2 separate regions of the Mus musculus genome follow, and region 1 is linked to region 2. The links are chromatin loops, found by intact Hi-C in ENCODE. Cell type or tissue: gastrocnemius. All regions are shown on one strand.

Region 1 (8,000 bases), 140 kb after region 2:
AGCATGAAGGGGGAGGGGGAGGGACAACGCTAAGGAGAGATGGGAGGGTATACACAGAGTCCCTCACAGCTGAAAGCCGCACAGTGGTAGTGTATTGCCCTCCCAGGGGTCCCTCACACAGTCACCAGTGATAGAGGATTAGCAAGACTGGTGGATTCCTAGAACACAGGGACATCAAAGGATGAGCACTATCCAGTGAACTGGCAAACCACAGGGCCTGCGGCTTGGGGCTGGTTGGGCACTTGAGACCCACACCCCCATCCCCATGCCCTCTCCTTCCTACAGCACAGGGACCTACCTAAGCATCTACTCAGGAGGATGTTCAAGGAGCAGCCTTGGCTTAGGCCTACAAAGGGAAGCTCAGGACCCTCAAAGCCACCAGGAATCCATTCTGTCTAACCTCTTAGGGAGGCCTCTGGTTGGGGTTATAGTATTTTAGCTGAGGCATGTGCAGGAAGGGCTGTGCCCAAGGCAACACCCACAGGCCTTGCATTCCGGTCACTGCTGGACTCTTTGGCTCATAGCTACAATGGTTCAACCAGGCCTGTGCATGCTGCACGTCTCCAAGGGACCTCAGAGACACCTTCAGACACCTGCTGCCCTGTAGCCCCACGGAGGCTGGAGGGTAAAGTGGGAGTTCAGAGTCTTACCAGGGCATGCTCATGCCAATAGCTTTAATTCAGCCCTGCTAATGCAGCTCTGACTGCATTCCTGAAGTCCGACTTCTCTCTCTGAGCCCACCCAGCTCCCAGGAGCCCCTTGCCTGTAGACGGCTCTGCTAAGCTTAGCCAGAACTCACCTCCTTATAGAACCCCTGGTCTTACCTGTTAGTAGACTCCCTTAGGGCTCCTTGCTGAGACCATAGACCAAAGGGCAGGACTTAGGCTGAAGTGTGGGCCACAAAGGAGACCTGCTGGGCTGGGCTAGGCTGGGCTGGGCAGACCACGTGGGAACTTAGGGGTATTTTTAGCTTCTGTATGGGTGAAAGGGGGGGAGGAGTGAGGTCACAGCTCTTCGAAGACTGTCTCCTTTGAAAAGCTACACTGTCTCTATCACACAGGAGGTCTCTGGGTTACAGTAGGGGCAGTAGGGAACTTGGACAAGTTGGTGCTTTGATTCATCCCGGGCAGTTAGGCTGAGGTGGGGGAGCCGAGAATGTAAGACAGACACATGCAGGGTGGAGACAGCAGGAGTCTGTACTGGGGTCTGTCGGGCCATAGAAGGTTGCTCAGGACCTTCTTGTACTGCTTCATGCTGAACTGACAGGGACCCAGATAGCCATGGTCCCTCTGTGGAATGGGACAACATGGCGCCTGAGAGGGTGATGTCTCTTGGGCTCTTGGAGCAGGGAGGTTCCCTAACTGTTGTGGGACATATCTAGAGCTAGCTCTGCACTTGCTCTGGGCTTGCACTTAACAGCTTGCACTTGTTGCTTACTTATCTTGAGTAAGCACAGGTTGGTCAGCCTAGTCTCAAAGCTTGGGGTCCATGGTGAAAGTGGGTGAGACTTCAGGGGTAAAGGCTGTGCTCAGGGCATGGACAGGCTCCCTGACACCTGGGTGTGCAGGTGGGAGAGCCTGGGGTTCTCTCTACATAACAAACAAAGCCTTGGCCTTGGGCTGCCCTGGTGTTTCCCTCCTTCCTGGGTGCTCCAGGCAGCGGAGAAATAGGGTCATCTAAAAATAAAGCAGCTGAAGTTTGTAATCTTCCATGCAGTGTGTGGTTCATGGGGACACACTTCACAGACAGAGTCTAGGTTACTGATGCCACCCAACGTCAGGTTGTGCCAGGGAACTGAGGAGGGCGAGAGCCAAGCTTCCCAGGTAAGGGGGATCTTAGTCAGTTTCTATTCCTGCACAAAACATGACCAGGAAGCAAGTTGGGGAGGAAAGGGTTTCTACCTTCACCAATGACCTTCCGTGGCCTCTCACAGTGCCGAGCTCAGCTGCTCTTCATGACCCCTTCATGCCTCCAAAACCAGTACCAACTGGATGACTCTTACACATTACCAAGTCCAGCCACAGCCCAAGGTACAACCTTGGCTATCTCTGGAACACAGCCTCTGTACTCTCAGAAAACACTTCCCAGAAGATGTCACCTCAATGATGCTCTTAATCTCTTCTTAATCACCGCTAATTTCTTAGCTCCAGGTAACCAGCATCAATTGTCCCAGTAATACAAAGGTTTCACTTTACTAGTTCTGGTATCTTGTTAATCACAGCTGATTCTTCAGTCCCAGCTAACCAGAACTACAGAATCTTCCCAATCAAAACAGCAATGGCCCTGATAAGAGTCTTTAATCTTCCCTCTGAAATTTCACAAGCAAGGCCTCCATCTTCTGCACTGTTCTCAACATTATCTTCCAAGCGCCTTCAGAACACCCCACAGAGCTCTTAACACCGAATGGATCTTCTAGCCCAAAATTCCAAAGTCCTTCCACAGTCCTCCCGAAACATGGTCAGGTTGTCATAGGAATACCCCACTATGCTGGTACCAAATTGTCTTAGTCAGAGTTTCTATTCCTGCATAAAACATGGTAACAAGAAGCAAGTTGGGGAGGAAAGTGTTTATTCAGCATACACTTTCATGTTGCTGTTCATCACCAAAGGAAGTCAGAACTGGAATTCAAGCAGGTCAGGAAGCAGGAGCTGATGCAGGGGCCACAGAGGGATGTTACTGGCTTGTTTCCCCTGGCTTGCTCAGCTTGCTTTCTTATAGAACCAAGGACTACCAGCCCAGGGATAGTACCACCCACAATGGTCCCTCCCATCCTTGATCACTAATATCTTACAGCTGGATCTCATGGAGGCATTTCCTCAAGGGAGGGTCCTTTCTCTGTGATAACTCCAGCTTGTGTTAAGTTGACCACAAAACCAGCCAGTACAGGGTGCTTTAATGCACAGGTAGGATACCTCAGTGCACAGAAGGGACACCTCAGCCTGGGTGAGCAGGCTAGGCCGTATCATCAGTACCTCCCTCCTTCTCACATGTAGAATAACCATAGGTATGCTGCTTTGGGAGGGCACTAGGGATGGAAGTGATGTTCTCACAGACAGGGTCCCAGGTGGCCCTGAGGGACAGCCCTCCTGGCAGAGTGCTGGATACATGACATCTTCCTGTCTGGTACAGCAGCTGGGGACATTCATGTAGCAGACACTCACTACAGCCTCATTCCCAGGAAGAACTTGTTCATCCCCAGGAGAGCCCTGCAGGGCCTGCCATGTGCAGGGCCCCTGCTCTGTGCTTCTCTCCTTACTCACCTCCATGACCTTCTCCTTCGTCCCTCGTTTCTTGGCCACAGTGAGACGCTCTCTCCGGTTTTGATATTAAACTTCATGTGGTATAGGGGACCCTCATGGGTGTCCTTGTCTGGGAGGCATTTAGGGGAAAGATACTGAAGCAAGGTGAAGGCTTTGCTTAACACCCCATTTGCAGGGTCAGTGCCTCCCTGCTCTGTCTAGAGGGAGTGAAGGACAGGAATGGTGACACAGGCTCTGTCACAGAGAGTGCTGGCTGTGCCAAGTGAGCAGGTCCCCAGCAGACCATGCGGGCACTAGAGGCTCGGTGCATCATCAGATGACAGACCAGGCAGGAGACACAACACTAGTATAAGGGTCTGAAAATTGCTGAAGGAAGACCCCAGCCTCAGAGAGTATGCAAAAACAAAGAGTGTTTATTCTGCAGAAACAACCAGCATGCGGGGGGCCAACCATTTTTTGAAATGGTTACCCTAGATAAAGGTAGGTTACTTTAAAAGGTAGGGTAATCTAAAATTTCCTTTGTGAGTGCTAGTGGGTCACAGGTGATTAGAGGTCTGCATTTCTATGTCATGTTTAACCATAGGATGAGATAGGGCTGCCCAGCACAGGTGGCTCATTCTGAGATATTTCCCCATTTTGTGCGTATCCTTAGGCTGTTCCTGGAGCTGGCGCTTATGGCCTTCTTTTCGGAATCAGGCCTGGTCCTTAAATGGAGACAAATGGGGTTTCTGTTGCCCTTTCAACTAGGATCTCAAAATGACAGATTTCTTCCAAGGGCTGCACCTTTAAAATAGGCCTAGGGTGATTTGGAAAAAAAAAAAATCACACACACGGGTTTGAAAAGTATAAAGAAGAACTCTCCAGCAGCAAATAACAATATCCCTTACAGACTGTCAACCATGAGTCTGGGCGTGACGCGGGAGGAGCCCAAGTCACTGTTTTGATCACTTGATGGTGAATCATGAGCTTTGAGGAGATTGGTTTGAGAACACAGGTTTAAATTTCATCTGGACATGGCGATACCTTCCTTCCCAAGGCTGGAGGTGACACCAGGCACAGCTCCTATTCACGGGCTTTCGGGTCACTTTCCATTTTGGGTGCTGTGATGAAGAGGATCAGCTATGCAGTTATTTCCCCCAGAATAGACTCCAAGTGTGAATTCACCAAACTAAAATGTGCCACCATCTTTAAAAGGTGCAGCTTACACCAGAGGGCCGGGGCTGGGAGGGGGCACTTGCTTTTGCTGGTGTGTGGGTATTGTGGTGGCAATTTTATTTAGCAAACATATATCCAGCTTCAGCTTCTGATGAGACTCTAAAGGCAGAGGAAGCCAAAGGCAGAAAAGGAGGATTCACCCCACCATCTCAGAGCAGGTCCCAGGTGGGCCCAGGCTGGAGGCAACTTGGAGCCAGGACCTGTACCACTGCCCTTTGTGGCTCCCCCAGCACCAAAACCCATGCCCTGTGCCAACTTTATCTCCCTGGAGGTCCCCGTCTATGGGACCCTTACATAGTCTTGAGTCTGTATAGACTGCCTTTCTACTGTCATCCCAGAGCCCAAGGTTAGGACTCCCTGCTCCCCCTAGTGGTAATGCGGGGACACTGTAGGAGACTCTTGGAGATGGCCTGTCCCCACTGTGCATGGCTTTGCCCCTAAGAGACTTGACTGCAGATCCCTGTCCCATGCCAGTTGTATTCTCCTCAAAAAGTCACTACCCCAAAGTCCTCCATGGATTCCAGGCCAGTTCTCCTGGCCCCCATAAGGTGGGTGGTGACTCATCCTTCTGTCTGTCACCAGAAGCGGGAATCAAACAAGCTCTATCTTACAGTCAGCAATCTGGGGGTGGGGAGGGATCCCTCTCTAGCACCTGGCTCCTGTGGCTCTCTATGGTACCTGGAATCCCCAAGGTGTTTAACTCCTTTCTCTGTGCCCAAGTGGGAAGGTGACACCCAGATGTCCACATGAACACCCCTGCTATGTTTGCCCCTTGCTGTAAGCTGTTCCCAGCTTCTGAAGGCCAGTTTCCCTCCAGAGGATACCAACCTTTCTATTCAAAGGGTTCCTCACCTCTTGGTATCCTTGCTCTTAGGGACCTCCTGTGGCCCAGCCACGGCCTCCATCTGAGGGTCTTGGAAGGGTTAGTCAGCTGGAAGACAAAGGCCTAACAGAGAGCTTTCCTTCAGGGTCCAGGCAGTGCCAGAGAAGAGATGCTGCTAGCATTCATACCATAGCAGCTATGCTGACCAGCAGGAGAATCGGGGCAGGGCCACTTGTCTGCCTTGAGGCTTTGGGGTCTCAGAAGCTCTCCTGTCAGGGAGATTGGTCACTCTAGACACAGCTCCCTCTGGTTTTAGAGATAGGAAGTTGCCAGAAAACAAACAAACAAACAAACAATAGAGGCAGGCCCAGAGCTGAGGCCCAAAGGGAGGTGTAGAGAAGGTGGCCGTGTAGCTGAGACCACCTGAGCCATTAAAACTGACACCCATGTGACAGCTGGAAACAGAACCAGCTCCTTGGCTGCAGGACCCTCAGACCCATACGACCACTTGAGGGTCTGAGGGCTGTGCTCACAAGTGAGAAGGATTTGATCCCAGTCACTGCTCAGAAGAGATGGGCACCAAGGCCTAAGAGACCTCTGATCTCTATGAAGACAGACAGAAGTCAGCCCACTTCACCTGACCCCCGGGGAGCACAAAGAATGAACAAAGGAACCCCAAACCTCTCCCCCCCCCCCCCAGCGTCCTATCGCACCAGGTGAACAGTCATTCTCCAAAGTTAAACATCTCAGCCTCTTTCTCCTTCCAGAATGCGAAGCTGCGGTCGATGTAGCCACAGATGTCTCCGCTGTTGAAGCTGCTCCCCTGGGAATCAGACCCCAGCCTCGGCGGCACCGCAGGTTCAGGGCCGCTGCCAGGAAGGGAAGCATGGGGCAAGGACCCGAGTGGTGTCAGGCCCAGCTTGCGACCTGGCTCCACGTCCCAGGGGGGACCCTGGCTGGAGCCGAAGAAGCGGGCTTTGATGTCCTCAAAGCCGTCGGTCCAGGCGCGGCGACCCGCGGCCACCTCGTCGGTCACTGCCTTATGGAAGGCTCGCACAGCCTCCCAGCCGTGTGCGCCCAGATGCTCGAAAACCTCGAAGCACAGCAGGTGGCGCATCTTGCGCTCCTCGGCTGGCAGGTCGCACTCCAGGAGCTGGAAGTAGCCAAGCATGAAGAGGTCCAGCGAGAGGCTGTTGTAGGGCACGGGGGCCCCGTCCACGTGCGGCAAGAACTGCTCCGGAGACAGGGGCCCACGCTCCCTGCGGCTCAGCCTCCGCAGCTGCCGGGCGGGCACGTGCGCCATGATGGCTTTCCAGGTGCCCAGCAGGTGGGTGATGATGCCACGCTGCTGCCACAGGTGGCCAAGCCGAGGGCCATCGCTGGGCTGCGGGGAGGACGGCCGGGGGCTACCCGCGGCCTCTGGGCCCCTGGATCGTGCACGCTGAGCCTCCAGGGTCCTGCAGGCTGCCGTCCGGAGCGCGGGCGTGTAGGCTGACTTCTTCCAATGGCCGAGGAAGAGCATGACGATGCGCTCCTTGCGCAAGCTGGCCAGGTCCAGCCCTGGACCCGCGCCGGCCTCTGACGGGGCCTCTTCGCAGCTGATGCCCGAGTCGCTGGCCTCCTCTGTGTCGCCTGGCCCGGGCTCCCCACCCATCGCGTCGCCTCGGGGCTGTGGCGGCGCCGACCAGCAACCTCTCAGACACTGGCCAGGCCGCACCCCCAGCTCACAGGGACCCGAGTTCAAGGCGCAGGGCAGATCAGGGGCAAACTCGAAGTTCCCCCGCAATGTCCGAACTGACACTCCGCACTCTTGGATCTCGCGCTGGGCCTCGCTCCGGGAGGGGCCGGCAATGGTCTCCTTGCCTAGGTCCTGCGGGACCGGTGAGGGTGGTTTCTCCTCACCCTGTGCCAGCCCGTTCATACCCTTCAGCAGCAGGGACATGCTGCGCACCAGGCGACCGATGTGGCTGCACCAGAAGGGCAGCGGCTGCCCTCTGGGCTCGGCCTTCCCCGGCTCCTCGGAGGCTTCGAGTTCAGTCGCCAGGACTGGAGCTTCCTCGTCTTCCAGGCCGGGAGCCCGGGGCAGAAAGTGGCTGTTGACGGTGATGCTGACCAGGGGCTCGGGCAGGAGGGCCTGCAGCTGGGCTGCCAGCCGGCCCAACTCACTCTCATACTCCTGGCAGCGTCGCCGGAGCTGCAGGTCGTTGATCTGCTTCTCCAGGTATACAAGATCATCCTCCGTCAGCAGCTCTCCAAAGGGGCCCAGGATGGCCTGGTGCGTCTGTGAATATCTCCAAGTTGCCTGTTCTGCAGCGGTGGGCCCTGAGTCCTGCCTCTGACTCTGGTCCTGGACACAGGAAGGCTGGGTCAGCAGCCACCCATCACAGCTCATACTCACTAGTGCTCTGCCTGGTTCCCTAAAGCCTAGACCCTGGACACCAGCTGGTCCTCCCCCTGGCTTTACAGTGTGAAGCTGGCGGCTGGCCAATCCAGTCCAGAGTGGGAGGCTGGCAAAGATGGGTACTGCTTGCTCCCCATGGTCTTTTAACACTTGTTGGTGCTGCTGACTGCCAACATACTTGGGCACTCCACTTAACCCTGAGCAGCCCTGCCTGCCTCCTCACCAGCCTGGGGATGGACATTACTGTTCTAGGCAGTGTCTATCTGCAAGGGGCCAACACAGAGGCTCTGTACAAGCCATC
Region 2 (8,000 bases):
TGGAGACTTTACCATCCCATTGTGTGAAGATTTGCAGTACATCTGCTTGCACCATCTGAAGGCTCTGAGGCCCTCAAGCTGGAGCTGAGCCAAAGACCTACAGTTGAACTTTTTGAGACATAGAGCATGGCAGCAATGACATTCAGTCCACCTGTTGAGTCTTCAAACTCCATAAAGAAGGGCACATTTTTACAAGGAGACTCACTTTTGAATGAAGATTTACATCAACATCAAAAGATATTGTAGTGAAGCTTCTACTGAGATACCGCTGGATCTCACCAAGTGTTTGAAAACATCATTACGGTACTACACAGGGTCAGTGGACTGCCTTACACATTTGTATGTGTGTATACAGACATATACAGATACGTAGGACCTGTTTCCTTTTGTACAAGGAAGACTTCCTAAGAATGGTTATTTGAGAACTGAAGCAGGGCCACAGAAGACACTGCTTCTTGGCTTGCTTTTCATGCCTTGGTCGGCTTGCTTTTTTATACAGTCCACACCAACTTGTCCAGGAATGGCCCTGCCCATCAGTCATGAATTCTATGAATGCCCTGCAGACCTGCCATAGTCTAGACTATGGAGGCTGTTCTTCAGTTGAGAATTCCTCTTTTCAGGTGACTCCAGTGTATGTTAATTCAACAAAACCTAAAGGAAACAGTTGCTAATTCTTTTTAGGGCTGGAGAGATGGCTCAGAGGTTAAGGGCACTGACTGCTCTTCCAGAGGTCCTGAGTTCAATTCCCAGCAACCACATGGTGGCTCACAACCATCCGTAATGGGATCTGATGTGCTCTTCTGGTGTGTCTGAAGATAGCTACAGTGTACTCATATTAAATAAATACATAAGTCTTTTTAAAAAATTCTCTTTATAACTAACTAACTAAATATTGTTATTGCAGAACACCATAGATGAAAGCAAATATACATATAGTTTAAAAGGATACCACATTTGGCGCTCCAGCCTCACATCAAAGTATGTGTCTTATTAAAGTAATACAAGGCGATACTCTTGACACTTGCTTTCTGTCTTCCTCAGTGGCCCTTGGAAAGTGAGCTGCATGGTCAGGGAGCTGGAGGGATGGCTCATCCCACTTGCTTTGCTCACTCTGCACCTCAACATCTCAGACAGACGCAGGCACTTTAGATCCTTCTCCTATTGCTGCCGTGAAACTCTGACAGAAGCAACCTGTGAAAGTAAGAACTTGCTGCAGCTCACTCTCTCAGGGTGCTGTCCCTCGTGGCGAGGATGGCAGGGACCCAGAGGCGACTGCTCACACTGTGCCCGCAGTGAGGATGCGGGAGAGATGCATGCTGTTGTTCCATTGCCATTTTCCTTATTCAGTCCAGGGTCCCAGGGCACGGGATGATGCTGCCCACATTCAGGGTGGGTCTTCCCACCTCCATTAACCTGAACTAGAAACTCCCTCACAGGCATGCCCACACTCCAGAGTGGTTTTAGAGCTTGGCCTAGTTTGCTTTCCATTGCTGTGATAAAGGTCATGACCAAAAGCATCTTGGAGAGGATGTCCATCACTGAGGAAAGTGAAGGCAGGAGCTCAAGGCAAGAACCTGAAGGCAGGAACTGAAGCAGAGCCATGGAGAAGTGCCGCTTACTGCCTTGCTCCCTGTAGCTGGCTCAGCTACCTTTCATACACTACCCGCCCAGGGGTGGCGCTGCCCATAATGGGCTGGGCCCTTTCCCATCAACCATTAATCAAGAAAATGCCCTCCACAAACTTGCCTACAGGCCCATCTGATAAAGGCTTTTTCTCAGTTGAGGATTCCTCTTCTTAGATGACTCTAGCTTGTGTCAAGTTGACAAAAGCAAACAAAAGAACCTCACACAACTAGACAGTACACTGAGCCTTAACCTTCACAGGCACATGGCAATTGTTGAATGCTGGTTAAATTATTATTTGAGATGCTCTTTCAAAAGGTTCTTAATAATCTGGCTATAATTTAGAAGCATACCATGGTTTTAATAAAAAAAAGGGAAAGTTATAATGTTCCTTATATAATGTGGCCTCAGTAACGCCCCTCCCTGTGTGTGTGAGCAAGAGACAGATAGACAGACAGGATGAATGAATGAATGAATGAAAAACTCAGTCCAATAGTTTCAGACTCTTGGAGATTATTTCCCAGTGTTGTGGTTGTAGGACAGTTGTTCTAATTCCTTATATTTCATTATACCTTCAACTTATTTCTCAATAATATTAACTATTAATCATTTTAAGTTTGAAATTGTCAGAGGGAGCCAAGAAATAAGGATGTCTTTGTAGGAAACATGATCACAGACCCTCTGATTTCCCATTGTGGGATGACTGTCTTTTTTCACATTCATTTCTGGGACTGAAGTTTATCCAACAGGGGAGAGAGCCTGGAATTAGGGAGACAGCTGTCACCAGAAACAGTTGCCTTCTGTTGTGCAGTAGCAAACTACTGGCCTTGAAGTCCTCTGTCGCCTTACCAGGTAGTGAAGGAGTTGTAGTTAAGATGCTTGGGAGAGTCCTGCAACCTCGTTGCATGTAGAAGCCTAAAAGGAAGCCCCCACCCCTGCTGCCTCCCAAGGCAGGGTCGGGGCCCAGTGCAGTTTGATCTGAGTTTTTCATGCTAGGAGCCCTAGGCTGGAGATCTGACTGGGTAGCTTAAACCCTTGGAGACACATACAGAATCATTTGTATTGGCACATGCCTGGGTTTCTTTTTTCTGTTGCTATGATAAAATACTCAGACAGAAGCAAGATATAGGAGAAAGGGTTCATTTGGCTCACAGTTCCAGGTGGTAGTCTATCATAGTGAAATCATAGTGACAAGAAATTGAGTGAACTGTTTGTGTATCTATGACTCGACTGTGACTCGTCCACAGTCGAGTGCAAAGAGCAAGGATTAGTGCACACAAACTCTTGCCCAACTCATTTCTCTACCCTTATGCAGCATCCCTTGCCTATGGAATGGTGCCACCCACAGTGGGCTGGATCTTCCTATATCAGTTAATGTAATCAAGATAACCCCCCACTAAATTATTGTGGTGACTTAAAAAGATGTCAATACTGAGTTGTATATCTTATTTTTTTTTAAGATTTACTTATTATTATAAATAAGTACACTGAAGCTGTCTTTAGACACACCAGAAGAGGGCATCAGATCTCATTACAGATGGTTGTGAACCACCATGTGGTTGCTGGGATTTGAACTCATGACCTCTGGAAAAACAGTCAGTACTCTTACCCCCTAAGTCATCTCACCAGCCCAAGTTGTATATTTTAAAATAAATTTTATTAGTTTGATTTAAAAAAAGTCAACAACCCCGCCCCCCAAAAACTAGGCTAGCAACTTGAAGAGGAGCAACATGTGCAGGGTTTGAGGAAATATTAAGGGCCAGTGGGAGGAAAGGGAGGAGGGAAAGTCATGCAATTATATTTCAGTTACAATCTTACTAAATAAAAAGACAGTTGTCATGAAAAAAGATAACCCCACACTCACTAACCTGATCTAAACAATTCCACACTAACACTCTCTTCCCAGATAACTGTAGATTGTGTCAGAAAACAGTTAAAACTAATGATCACAGAGCACTCTGCTCTGTGGGAGGGAGGGACAAAGACATTTTATCCTATTTCTCAAATAAAGGGTCAAAATCCGTCTGCTGCTAAAGTCCTAGGCCAACACTTACCAGAAAAGTCTAGTCGACCAGTGTACAAAGTCAGCTTAACTAAGCAACTATTTGCCCTCCCAAATAATTATCGAGGACAAGGCATACAGGTCCATCAGGACACTGTGACCTTGAAGATTTCTGCTGGAGTGAGAAATCTTGGCAGGCAAGGATCAGAAGATGGACCCAGGCCAATGCCAAGACCTGAGGCGCCTCAGACACCACGGGAGCTCATAGTCTTCCTGGCTTCCAAGTACTCTACACATTCTCCTCAACCAAGCCCACCGGGAGTTCTCTTGCCTGGATACCTATACCCTCCATGCCCATAAGCCTGTCATTCATTCCTGCTGACCTCGTGGCCCCACTTAGACAGCTTTGACCAGATGCTCAAGTAGCTGCCGTGGCTGTGTCCTGACCTGTACTGTCTCATCTGTCCGGAATGCAAGCTCCCACGAAGCAGCTGGGACCCTGGATGTCTCCTCAGGATACCCGAGACATGTCAGCTGACTAGATGGGTGAGGGGCTCGAACAGTGGCCTGGCAGATGCTGTAGATGTCACCAGATGCTCTTTCAGATCACAGCCCTTGCTCCCGTGGCTGCCAGGAAGTGTGGACCTCTGGCGTCTCTCCTCTCTGGGAAGACCTGGCCATTGTCCTCTTTCTCAGTTCCACTGCTCCAGGCAGCCTGTGTTCAAAAAATTGGTTGAACTAAAGCCCACTTTCCAGAAGTTTCTACCAGACGTGGTCTCAGAAAGCAGACCCTAAAATGAGGTTTGATAGCTAAATCGGCAAGGGTACAGGAAAGGGAGACCTGACAGTCTGCTGTAGAGACAACAGGGCAACCTTCATTGTGGTGAGGTTAGGTCGGCTTACCAGCAGGGGGCACCATCTCCACTAGTTGAAAGGACTTTGGACTCTTCCCATTCTGTTGAGGATGCCTAAAGAGAGGCTGAGGACCTCCATGACAGCACAGACTCTTGCTGTCAAAGAACAGAGCTGGCTGAGAATCAGATATGAAATTAATTCCCAGGGAATGGAGTTCCAGGAAGGCTTAATTCTTACCTCCAAGGCCACATTCCCAGTGGAGAAGCAATACAGCCCTTTGACTGGGAAAATGAGTCTCCCATATAGGCTAGCCCTCTGGAAGCTTCCCAGCCCCCTATGCAGTCTTCCTCCTTCTCAAAGACAGCGAGCGATAGATGGTTACTCCAGAATCCAGCTCAGTCTTCTACTGCAACAGATGACTAGGGTCAAGTCCTAGCAGAACCTCTCTGGGACCTTCCTGGCCCAGAGAATAGATGAAGTACTTCAGGGGCTGCTGGTAATCAAGCTGTTATTGCACAGACAACAGGAACCAGGCAAGTGACATCCAGGACTGCACAGAATATAAAGGGGAATGGATCAGACAGCTGGATGTGAGTTTTGACCTTTCAGACCTGACAGCTCAGGGACAGACCTTGACCATGGAAAAGAACATTCTCAAATGGCCACCAGCTATGATAAAGATGGGACTTTAACTTCCTTCCTAGGTATAGCACTGGCTTCACACCGGCAATGAATACTGCAGGGGCTGGGGGGGGGGTGTCGTTTCCTGCATCTCTGCCAATGTTGTTTCCGTTCCGCAACGGTCCTGATTTGATTCCAAGAATAGAGCATTAGAGAAAGGTTGTTTAGAGCATGGTTGGGGAATGATAAACAGGGTTGTTTGGGAGGCTCAGGGCCCAGCCCATGCACAAAAGGAAAGGAGAAGGAGTCTGGTAGGTAGGCCAGAGAAGAGAGGCCAGGAATGTTTGGGACGCCCTGGGAAGCAGAAGGTGGGGATGAGGACAGACCCCATCTAAAATGAGTTATCAAAAATCTTTCCTGAGTAAGTGGCCTTCCAGAGACAGATGATATGGGAGTCACCATGCATTTCCTGGGACAACTAGCTCTCAGGAATTCTTTAGTCTGCTTCCTTCCCTTCCCTTCCCTTCCCTTCCCTTCCCTTCCCTTCCCTTCCCTTCCCTCCCCTCCCCTCCCCTCCCCTTCCTTTCCCTTCCCTTCCCTTCCCTTTCTTGTTCTTTTCTTTTTTCTTTTCAAATGTGTATACTGTGCTGAATAGGCTGAAGTATTCCCAGACTATCTACAAAGTTTAACCATGTTTTCAAGAGTGTCCATGTGTTCTGTCTCTGGTAAATAAGACCTTAAACTAACACTCCATGCTTCCCCCCCCCCCCCCGTGCGACCCAGTTATGTGCAGAGGCCAGGCTGAGTAGAGCTAGCCCAAACCCCGAGAAGTAGGAACCGTGAGGTGAGTAGCATGTGACCCCCGTGAGGCCTGGAAAGGTACAGAGTGAGCAGGGGTGGGAGCCTGCTGGAAACTTCTGCCTTCCATTTTTGCCGTGTGGTGTTTGCCACGAAGGCAGTTTCAGGTCTTACTGTTGGCCAGCAATAGCCACCGTGTTCCGGAAGTCACACTGTGAGGATGTCAGGAATTGTCTCATTTAGTCCTCAGAACCCCAGGAAAAGACAAGTCAAGAAAACACGCCAGATAACAACAGGCAAGGGTGCAAACAGACATTCCTCCAAAGAAGATGTGCAAGTGACCAAGTCCATAATAAGATGGTAGGGGTTAGTGACTCAGGAAATGTAAATTAAGGAGCCAGGAGATGATTCGATGGGTGAGGGCACAAGCCTCACAACCTGAGTTTGATTCCCAAGAACCTCATAAAAAGCTAGCTGTAGTAGCATGCATCCCACCATTCCCAGGACTAGATGGTAAGCAGAGACAGAGAACCTCCCAAAACCTCCTAGGCCAGCTAGTCTGGAGTAGACAGCTCAGCAGCAGAAACAAGAAAGACAGACTGTGCCTCAATAAGAGTCAGCAAGGAAGGATAGACCTGGCTCTCAAAAGTTGCCCTGTGACCTCCATATGTGCCCTCTGGCAAGTGCTCACCCACACTTGTACACACACATAAGCATGTGAAAGCAAAGCAAAGCAAATCATAATGAAATTCCATTTCTCATCCCTTAGGACGGTGGTGTCGTTTGAATGTGGGCGGTCCTGACAGGCTGATGCTGTTAGTGTTTGGTCCCCAGCTAGTGGAACCAAGTCACAGCTGCTCTGTGTGTAAAAAGTGGAAGAAGGGATACTCAATTCCATGCTAGATGTTTTATCACGGTGACTTTCTCTCTTATCGAGACAGGGTTTCTTTGTGTAGCCTTGGCTGTCCTAGAACTAGACCAGGCTGGCTTCAAACTCACAGAGATCTGTGTGCCTATGCCTCTGGAGTGCTGGGATTAAAGGCACATGTCAGCATTGGAGAGATGCTCAGTGGATGAAGCTTTTGACGTACAGGTGTGTGGACCAGAGGTTTGGATCCTCAGCATCCACATAAATGCAAGTCAGAGGTGGTGATCATTCTGCAAGGGATTCTCTGAGCAAAACAGCTAGTACAGTAGCTGAACTGGCAAACCCCAGGTTTAGTGAGACACCCTGGCTAGATAGACAGAGTGGAGAGTGATTGAGGAAGAGACTTAGTGTCAATCTCCGGTCTCTGTATGCACACACTCATGTGTGCATGAACACTTGCACTCATGCAAACACACACATACATGCACCACACACACAAATCCTCAAAGGAGCTGCCAATATCAATTCTATTTTATGAAGAGAGAACATTAAGAGCTGATAGCAGGTCTTATCTGGGACTGGATAGGTATGGCCCCAGAGCCTGGGATTTCCAGAAGTTATTGACTCTTGGCCAGTTGGAACATGGCTCCTGAGATGACCCCATAATGGGGGAAGAGGTGCCCATATCTGGTCTTTCCTGAGACAGAGATTCAGACATGTTTTCTCAATATTCATTTAGCAATATAGGCCATTCTCTTTGTTCAATCCAAATAGATAAATTTTTATATGTGCTTTGCAATTGTTATAAATTTAGGACAGATGATACTGGGCATAATGCTGGCATTGAGAAAAAAAAAAACAAAAAAAAACAGGTCTGCACCATGCAAGAAGCTGCTGAATGGGGCCAGGCTTGTTCTTGGACTCTTGGGAGCCCTCATGAAGGAGGAGCATGGAATGGCTGCTTTTATTGAGTGCAGTGAAATGTTATAAGCAAACAAACACGAAAAAAGCAAAAGCATTCAACTTGCTGAGACTTACAATGTTCTCCACAAATGCTCAGTCTACCCTGATTAGTCCCCTTGTAGTCAATGTGGGCTATGCTGGGCTTGACAGTGAGCCTGCTGTCTGCATGGTGATTGCACTGGGGATAGGGTAGGGACAGGAGCCGGTTCCCAACTGGCCAGAATGAACCCATTAGCAGCTGGGGGGCTCTGCTTTCAGGGTAATCCCATT

What was found. Peaks named below come from ENCODE experiments on the same cell type or tissue, not always from the same donor. Only the 100,000 strongest peaks of a DNase experiment are listed, where the experiment ranks them.
Region 1: it touches region 2 in a loop (4-fold over the local background); 7 of 42 quality-filtered maps call a loop at or near these places.

Annotation. Positions count from the first base shown.
Region 1 is chr1:91,343,960-91,351,959 of GRCm38, reverse strand. Espnl (espin-like) reads right to left here. Exons shown (of 9, transcript NM_001033292.3): 9 at 3,657-7,645. The coding sequence ends at 6,023. It overlaps Klhl30 (kelch-like 30), which reads right to left and starts at 887. Exons shown (of 8, transcript NM_027551.2): 1 at 825-887. In gastrocnemius, CTCF peaks have their summits at 4,850 (motif pointing left) and 6,389 (motif pointing right); DNase peaks (open chromatin) are centred at 6,454, 6,651, 6,845, 7,780 and 2 more places; H3K4me3 peaks cover 2,276 bases; H3K27ac peaks cover 4,790 bases.
Region 2 is chr1:91,480,039-91,488,038 of GRCm38, reverse strand. Gm28382 (a long non-coding RNA gene) reads right to left here. Exons shown (of 3, transcript XR_003948697.1): 2 at 4,529-5,030; 3 at 3,264-4,340. It also overlaps the pseudogene Gm19085. Among named protein-coding and RNA genes, the nearest start is that of Gm28382, 5.3 kb to the right of the region's middle. In gastrocnemius, no CTCF peak of the experiment used is centred here; DNase peaks (open chromatin) are centred at 3,880, 4,195 and 4,537.